2 separate regions of the Homo sapiens genome follow, and region 2 is linked to region 1. Evidence: chromatin contacts called from ENCODE Hi-C or POLR2A ChIA-PET data. All regions are on one chromosome and are shown on one strand. Each heading gives the region's core, a stretch centred on a gene start or an enhancer-like site at or near the end of the contact. The rest is flanking DNA. Distances are from core to core; before and after follow the strand shown.

The links. A loop is a pair of places that touch in the nucleus more often than their neighbours do. ChIA-PET counts read pairs that join two places held with the same protein, here RNA polymerase II (POLR2A). Pooled maps may share reads with other maps.
Region 2: a loop to region 1 is called in a pooled map, with 3 times the contacts of the local background. The contact joins the promoter of ESAM here to the promoter of HEPN1 in region 1. A Hi-C loop is called at or near these places in 6 of 50 pooled maps. POLR2A ChIA-PET finds 5 or more read pairs at or near these places in 5 of 52 experiments (BJ, OCI-LY7, Panc1 and 2 more).

Annotation. Positions count from the first base shown.
Region 1 is chr11:124,916,303-124,920,545 of GRCh38, forward strand. It overlaps HEPN1 (hepatocellular carcinoma, down-regulated 1), which reads left to right and starts at 2,948. Exons shown (of 1, transcript NM_001037558.4): 1 at 2,948-4,243. The coding sequence starts at 3,449. The coding sequence ends at 3,715. HEPACAM (hepatic and glial cell adhesion molecule) reads right to left here. Exons shown (of 7, transcript NM_152722.5): 7 at 2,903-4,243. The region is part of intron 1 of LOC107984406 (a long non-coding RNA gene); the gene reads left to right.
Region 2 is chr11:124,759,892-124,764,203 of GRCh38, forward strand. ESAM (endothelial cell adhesion molecule) reads right to left here and starts at 2,399. Exons shown (of 7, transcript NM_138961.3): 1 at 2,194-2,399. The coding sequence starts at 2,263. The region is part of intron 1 of ESAM-AS1 (ESAM antisense RNA 1); the gene reads left to right. RefSeq lists enhancers at 1-59, 1,954-2,457 and silencers at 2,188-2,597, 3,138-3,187.

The sequences.
Region 1 (4,243 bases), core at 1,698-4,197:
ACTTCAGGGTGCCAAGTTTCCACCAGTCCTGGGCAGGTCCAGAGATGTCACCTGGGAGCCAGGGCCTGGGGTAAGAAACTTTAGGAATCTACCTGGTGCTCTATTTTACTCCAGCTGAGCTGGCACCCAAGCCCAAGGCAATGTCTTTCCCACTCTTCCCTCTCCTTTCCTCAAGCAGAGGTGTCTCTTCCCTTGGTCACCACTGCCCCAGGCCCATGGTCAATACTGCCTGGCTACTGCTGATGTTCATTCATGGATCAAGGGCTCTTGAGTCAGCTTATGAATGCTGCTAAGCATAGGACTCTCCTTTCTAGGCAGTGGGCTCCACTATGGCCACTAGGGCAGGTCCAGAAATGCCATACAAGAGCTAAACCCTGGAATTGGGGACCCCAAGAGCCCACTTGGTTCTCTACCGCACTGAGGCCACACCGGTACCTAAGCTGCAAGACAAAGTCCCCTTTATCCTTCCTTCAACTTTTCTCAAGCAGAAGGAGCCCCTTCCCATAGCCACCACAGCTGGAAAGGTGCTTGGTGACATCTGAAGCCAACATGTCTCTTAGTCTCACCCAAGGCCAATGGCAAGTACTGCTTGGGTTCTATTGCAAATTATTGAGGGCCCTTGGGCTCTAGAGAGAGCAGGTGATGAATGCTGCCAGGACTGGGTCATTCCCTTCAAACCAATGGGTTCCCTTCTGGCCCAGGGTGTCTAGAAATGTTGTCTGGGAGCTAGGGCCTGAAATGGGGGACTCAGGACTCTGTCTTATGCCCTATCCTACTGTGGCTGAGCTTGTCTTATGCCCTGTCCTACTGTGGCTGAGCTGATATCCAAGTTGCAATACACAGTCCTGTTTACTCTTCCTGCTCCTCTCCTCCAACCACAGAAAGGAGTCTTTTTCAAAGCTGCAAGCTGTGATGCCTGGTGTTGGCAGAGGGATGATGCAAGCACTCCCTTGGCTGCACCAGCTGGTGTCTCACTAGATCATATGCTCAAGTCCACTGGCTTCAAGCCCAGCACAGCATCAGGAATCCCCCCTAGAATTGCAGTCCTTGTGTCCTAGACAGACTTTTAAAAGTTTATTTAGGACCCCAGAGCACTTTAACCCATGGTCGTGAGTCTTTTTGGAATTCAGGTTCCAACCACTGGGATGTGTAATTCCTCTCTGGCGAGGGCTGGTCTAAATGCTCCTTCTGTGGGTGCTGGCTGAGTTCTGCCTGGTGTTGTTTCTCCCTGTGACAGGGCAGCACTGCGTTCCAATGCAAAGCCCCACAATGACTGCACTCTCCCTCCCGCAAGTGCAGAGATTCTCTCTCTGTTCCATGCGGCAGCTGCCGGGTGATGAGGGAGGGGTGGTGTCAGCAATTCAAGACTGTCTTTCTTACCTTCTTCAGTGCCTCTTTCAGTGATATGAAGTTAAAACCAGGTATTGTGATCACTCATTGGATGTTTGGTTGTTATGAGGGTGCTTTTTTTGTGTGGACAGTTGTTCAATCTGGTGTTTTTGCAGGAAGACAATCAGTGAAGGCTTCTATTCAGCCATCTTGCTTCACCTCCCTTGGTAATCTCATATTTAATGAGTGCTAAGTACTTTGAGCTCACTGTGCTTTTAAATTTTGTTTTACTTCTGACTGCTTAAAAATTTCCCCCATCTCTGGCAGGGAAGTGGCTCATGCCTGTAATCCCAGCACTTTGGGAGGCCAAGGTGGGCGGATCATGAGGTCAGGAGTTTGAGATCAGCCTGGCCAACATAGTGAAACCCTGTCTCTACCAAAAATACAAAAATTAGCTGGACATGGTGGCACGTGCTTGTAGTCCCAGCTACTCGGGAGGCTGAGGCAGGAGAATCACTTGAACCCAGGAGGCAGAGGTTGTAGTGAGCCTAGACTGCGCCATTGCACTCCAGCCTGGGTGACAAGAATGAGACTCTGTCTGAAAAAAAAAAAAAAATTCCCCCATCTCTTGAAGCCAGCAATGCAAAACAAATATCATTTAAGCAAGACCTAGTTGTTTTGAAACAGGAAGACCTCTCAAACATCTAGTCTCAAGTATTTAGCAGAGAAGTTCCACATATCACTTTTTACCTGTTGCAATCTGGCTTTAACCCCTACTACATGTCTGAAACTACTTATGCCAAGTCACTCAATGTTTTCATTGTTGCCAAATTTAACATGCACTTTTAACTTCATTTCATATGTGAGCCCCCTGCCCTTGTAGTCCCGAATGCTCCCTTTTTCTTGAAACTCTCTTGTTCTTTTGATTGTGTGATATAGTTATCTCCTATATATTCTCCTATCTTGCTGGCTGTGCCTTTTAAGCCTTCTTGGTGAAGTCCTTTTAAATTTTCTACACATACTGATGCCTCAGAAATCTATCTGCAGCTTTCTTCACCTTCTACTTTGTATACTTTCCTGAAATAATTTCATCAACTGCTAGGCTCAGTACCCTGAATTCCCCCCCATCGTGTCTTGCACTTCCAAGCTTTTATACATGCTTCTCCCTCTGCTTGGAGTGTGTCCTCTCATACTTTTAAAAACCAGATTAACTAACAAGTCTTTCTAAGAAAGACTCAACTCAGGTCTGTTCTCCTCCAAGATGCCTTTGCTGACATCTAATCTACATGCTCCCAGAGCACCTTGTATCTACTTCTGCCATTGCATTTTACACACTATATTGTAATCTGTTTACTGATCTGTCTTCCTGACATAGTTATGCTGTATCAGCAGTGTCTAGCACAGGGCCTAGTCCATGGTAGGTAAACAAATGTTTGTCGAATAAATAAAAGAACACCTGAATAAGTAAATGAATGAACGGGTAAGTGATTTTGGAACGGACAATTTGGGGTTTGGAAAGAGGGTAAAGGAGGTGAAAGGAGAAGAAGAGAAATGACTGGTATATTTAAGCAGCTTGTTTTGTTACCCTTGTTTATGTGGAATAAAGTTGTCATTTCATTTCATCAAAAGTTTATTGAGCATCCAGTATGTGCTAGGCACTCTGCTGGATGCTAGTAATACAAAGATGAAGATGAAAACAACACAAAAACAAACCCCACTTCCTTACTTACCCCTCCCCACCCCCAATTTAAGGCAGATTTGGCTTAAGCCTGGCAAGCTGGCCCCTCAGGGATTCAGCACCAGGGTATGGCATGTTCTCATCTCACCCTAACCTTCACCTGTGCATCTCAAGGCTGACCAGCAGGTACTCCTTATCCAAGTCCTGCTGCCTCTTCCACCTTCTTGAGAAACTTTTCCCCTACATGCATTATCTCATTATGGATGAGGCACCTGGGAAGTTTAGGGGAGCTGCGAAGGCACACCTGCTCAAATGAGCCTGGGGAAGTGCCGAGGGACAGGGAGCTGAGACAGGCATGCTGTGGGGTTCAGGGCAGAGGGGGCAAACTAGAAATGTCAGTGCCTTTGGGGCTGAGACAAAACTTGACCTGGTGTGGAGGTGATGGGTAACTGGGGCCTTGGAATTGCTCCATGGGTTGATGGCGAATCAGAGCTGGAGTTTAGGAGACTAGGGATGCAAGGACCCTTGGAGGCATTAAGGAGGAGGGAATGGAATACACAGAGGGCCTCCTTCTCTTTCAGCTTTTTAATTGCCCTCTCTCCTCACACAGTAGATTACTGCCACTCCTATGAACTGTTCAATAGGCGGTGGCATGGGCATGTCCTGGCTACACAGCGGCCCAGCCTCTTTATTTTGATGTTAGTGTGATTAGGGAGTCTGCCCTTTTTCTGTGCCCTGGGACCTGAGCATGTGGGAGCAGGGCAGATGGGTGGCAGGAGGCCAGGGGTTGGATCATGTTCCCCCCAAATGCTGGGAAGCAATAAGCCTCCTCCTCCCCCCACCATTTCTCTGGAGATTAGGACTTATTCTCACAGCTGGAGGAAGCTCAACAACTTTCCTGAGGACAATGATTGTTTGAAAGGCTTGTTTTGTAAGGAAGCCAGGAGGAATATATGAGTTTGATGAGCTAAAACAGTTCCTCATTTGGTCTAGTTTTCGGGCCAGGGGAGTAAGTGAAATTCACTTCTCTATAAGAATAAGCCCATCCATCTCTTTTATTCATGAACAGAGACAGAAAGAGTGCTTGGCATGGCATGCCTCCGAGGGAGGCTGTGGGAGGAGGCCAAGCTGGCAGGCTCGGGTTCTTTGCCCTTGCTAGCGCCCAGGTCAGAGGGAAAAGGAATGTACTCGTACCCTTCCCTCACCACCTTGTAGGTCCCCAGGTACCAGGTGCCC
Region 2 (4,312 bases), core at 1,149-3,648, 160 kb before region 1:
CCGCTGGCCATTCCGCTGAGGCCGGGCACGCCTGGAGCCTGCAGGTGCTGCCGGCTCTCCCCCAGCCTTTCTACGACACACACCCGGCGGCCAGAAAGGGTTTCCGCCGGGAAACTGCCTGGGGCCCAGAAGGGGCGCGCCCTTCCTTCACCTTGTGGACCACCAGCGACCTCCCCAGGTCCCACATTTATAATTCCACTTTCCAGAAGGTAGAGGAGAGTTAAAAGAGATAGTAACGGACACACTGGGGTCTGGGCACATGCTCCTTGCCCTTCGCCCTGTCAGAAACTAGGAACAGAAGAGGGCCTGAGGCTTTTCTGCTCTCCCTCCTGGGTGTCTGCTGGCTCGGAAGTCACCAACTGGTCCGTTTTTTTCGGTCCCAGGGTCCACGGAGCCACTGGGAGAGAAAAGGAGTCTGGTTGGGTCTGATCGAAGGACACTGGGACAGCCCAAGAAAGGGACCCTTCCGGCCCACAGCCCTCTCCGAGGCCAGAGTGAGGGAGCCGGCAGGGGCCGAAGGAGAGCGAAATGGGCCCGCTCCCCGGGGCTATTTTTAGTCTCCCTCTTTCTCTGAGAAACTCCCCCCGCGGGCTTCTCACGCCCCAGGGGCAGCAGCACTGAGCCGCCGAGGAGCCTACTGAGCCGGAGAGCCTCCTCCAGAGCCCAGAAGAGCGGAGCCGGGCGCCTGCACGTTGCACCGGGGTCACCAGTGCCATTTAACCCTCGAGTGGCTGGCGGGAACTGGGCAACCCCCCAGGGGGACCGATTGGAACTTTTGAGTCCAGGTCTTCAGTCTGACAAACTGAGGCTCAAAGCTGGGGTAGGACAAAGGGTTGCAGATGAGCAGCAGGTGAAGCCTGGGACACTCAGGCAGTCAACTTGAACTGTCCTCCCTGGCTTCAGAGATTCCCCCAGCCCCCACCCCCCACAAGGAAGGGGGATAGAGTTGGGGTGGAATGCAGAAGGAACAGAGCTGAAGTTGAAGTTGGGAAAGGCGGGATGAGAAGTCTGAGGGATCCTGGAGCAGGCCCACCAAGCCCAGAGGGACAGAAGGCTACTTGTGGCCTTGGTGTGGCCTGGGGGGCTGTACTTGAGACTCATTTTGTCCAAGGACTATAATATTGCATGCCCCGACACCTGTGGGGCACAGAACATGCTAAAGGGGACACTGGTGATCCTCATCTCTGTCCCCATCATTGTAGAATTTCACTCTACAGCTTCCCAGGCCTTACTTGTCCTGACATCCTCCAACCTGAGAAATGAGTTAAAGTCAATATAGCTAAACCCACCCTTCACTCCCATTCGAGATCCTTGAAGGGAGATGGCAAGAAAGCTGAGGGACAGCAAGTGAAATAGTTTAAAAGGGCCTAGTCCTGCCGGGTCCTCTCCCAGATGGAGTTCTGAGCCACCCCAGCTTCAGCTGAAGCCAGCGCCCCTGGAGGCCTACAACACTTCCCAAACACTTGCTCCAAGGAGGTTCCCTTCCTCTCTGACCCTTGGCCACCCTCCTCCCAATTTCCCCTCTTCCCTTTGGCTCTGGAAACCAATAAGGGTGGTGGGCCTTGGGGGGGTGGGGTGGTCACAATTCTGTTTCTCTGTGCGTTTGAACCCCTCCCCCATTTCCTGTGTCCCAAATGACCTCACGGTCGTCCTTTTGGGGCACCTCCCTTGATTCCCAGGGCAGGAAGCAGGAGGGGGCAAGAGAGAGCATCTGCGCTGGGGAATTGACACGAAGTGCGTGTGTCAAGCCTGGGGACCAGGGGTATTTCCCCGGGGGATCTTCCTCATCAGCTTGTATGTGGGGTCGGGGATGAGAGGGGGCTAGAGTTAAGTCCTTAAGCTCTTTAGCCAGTGTCTCATCTAGCGGCTCAGCTCATCCGGCTCTGCTGGGTGGGGGGTGGGGAGTGGACAGGGTGAGGAATGGTTCCGATAACTCACCCCAGAGGTATCCAGGTCTTCCGAGAGATGCCCTTACCTCCCCCCGCCATCCGCCCCCACACCCAAACTGGGGGCTGTCCCCGACAAAGCGAGAAGTCAGCGCCAGCCAGTGATGCCCTGGAGTGGGATTAGGAGGTCAGGGGAGGAGGGCGAGTCGTGGGACCCAGTTCCGCAGCAGTGGCCAAAGTTCTCCCTCAGGGTCGAACTCACCCCATCCCGCATCCCAAGTCCCCTCCAGGTCCGGGTTTCACTCACCGAGGGCACTCAGCCCCAGGAACAAAAACCGCAGCAAGTTGGTCACCAGGGGCCCCGGGAGGGAAATCATGGCCCTCCCTGGCCGGGACGGAGTCAGGGGCGCCAGCCGCGGGACGCACGGACCTGCAGGTGCCGAGGCTGCGCGACGGCCGGAGCGTGCGCGGGAGCCGAGCCGCTGACACCCAGGGCGGCTCCAGCCCAAGTCTGCGCGCCTGTGTGCCGGTGGCGGGGTGGGGACCGACGGCGACAGCGGGGCGGGGCATTCGAGGGGGCGGAGAGGTCGCCGTCCTCCCGGGCGGGGCGCGCGGGGTCCGCCGCCCGGGGGCGCCCCCAGCGCGCGGACGGCGGGACCCTGCGGCCTCCTCCAGGTCTGGACGCAGGGAGGGGTGAGGTAAGCTCTGATGCCCCACGAGCCAGCCAGGTACGAGTAGAGGGGGAAGAGGAGGCTCCAGAACTATCCTGAGCCGTAACCTTCCCTTCCGCCGGGGTGGGATAGGAAGGGTGACCAGGAAGGGTGGGAAATTTGGGGACTATCCGAAGTCAGAACCACCCGTAACACCTGACATGTAAACGCTCCTGGGCTCTGGCTCCAAACTTGGGGGTGCCGCATCCCCGGCCCAATCAGGGCGGTCTTCCTGAAGGAGGAAGAGGGGAGCAGCGTTTTCCAGCTGCAGGGAGAGGCCGGAGCGCCGGCCGCGCGGGCTCCCTGGCACAGCGGGAATCTGTGGCTTTCCTGGAGGCGGGGGCTGCGCGGCCACCGGAGCGCGGCAGCGAGGGCGACGGCAGAGGTCGCGCGGGAGCCCAGGGCGCCCCGGGACGCGCCAGCGGGGAATCTTCACCCGCGGGCAGGAAAAAGCGCTCCGCGAGTTCAGCAGACCCCAGCCCAGGCTGGAGGATTACCCCGGCCTGTGCCTCATACTCCGAGCAGGGAAGGTTGGCACAAGGTAGTCCCGGGAGCTGAGCAGGAAACTGAGGCAACGTGCGTGCTGCTCCCAGCTTAGCCCCTGAAATGAGCGGCGTACGGGCCTGATGCTGACTGGGGAGGAGGGGCGGCTGCGGGAAGGAAGACAGGACAGTCCCTCCGTTTCTTCTTTATCCCCCAAATCTTCAGTGCCTCCCATCCCCGCAGCGAAAGGCTCAGGCGCGCTCTGATCCTTTAATTCCCGAGACTAGATCTTGGTCGCTGTGAATTGAATTTTACGCCCCCCTTCCCGCGCCATTCGGTCAAAAGGCACCTCTGCGCCCTCTGGCGGCCGCCGCTCCCTTACAGAAAGGCACGCACCTGTTCTTGCTTTTCTGTCCAACAGCCAAAAAAAAAAAAAAAAAAAAAAAAAAAAAATGCTTCAAACATCCCAGCACAGCTCAACCACCCAGCAAAGGTCAGTGAGGGAAGAAAGCATAACAACGAATTCCTGACGCTGCCCGCTCTGCGGGCAGAGCTGTCTGGGAAGAAAAGCAGCCAGGCCTGCGGGATTCCATTTACTGCACATAGTTTTGCTGTTTTAACAGAGTGTAGTCCCTGGGCCCACACTTCACACAAGATCTTTTTCTATACAGTGCCCCATATGCCCTCTCAGCTGCTTCTTTCTAGTGTGACCTGCCTGGCTCCTCTTCAAATACCTGCCATGCAGTGGCTTTGAGAAATGCCTATGCAAACACAAAACTGCTCATGCAAACCCTAGAATCTAGTACTTGGCAGCTCAGTGGAGGCACAGACAACAGGAAGAGATACCTGCCAGTCTCACACTCTTGTGTAGGGAGCTACAAACTTGGACTTGGCCAAGCAGATTGTGTGGTGGGGTTGGGGGCTGTTGGTTTGGTTTTCCTATTCCATCACACTCAAATTTTTCTTGGCTTTAGTCTGCATTGCAAACCATCTCTTGTAAACACCCCTCCTTTGTTTCCAGACAAGTCACCCCAAATAAGTAACTCCTTCCAAGAGAGGAAGTACAAAGTCTTTTGGTTCTAACCCAGAAACACCAAGTATCTAATCACACAGGCTGTGCTTATCCTGATCAAGTGCTACATAAGGTGTAGCCTCAACATTCATTCCCTGTAGCTAACTTTTCCTTCAGAATTCAGATCCCAAATGACTTGTGACATGGGAAGTAAAGCTGCA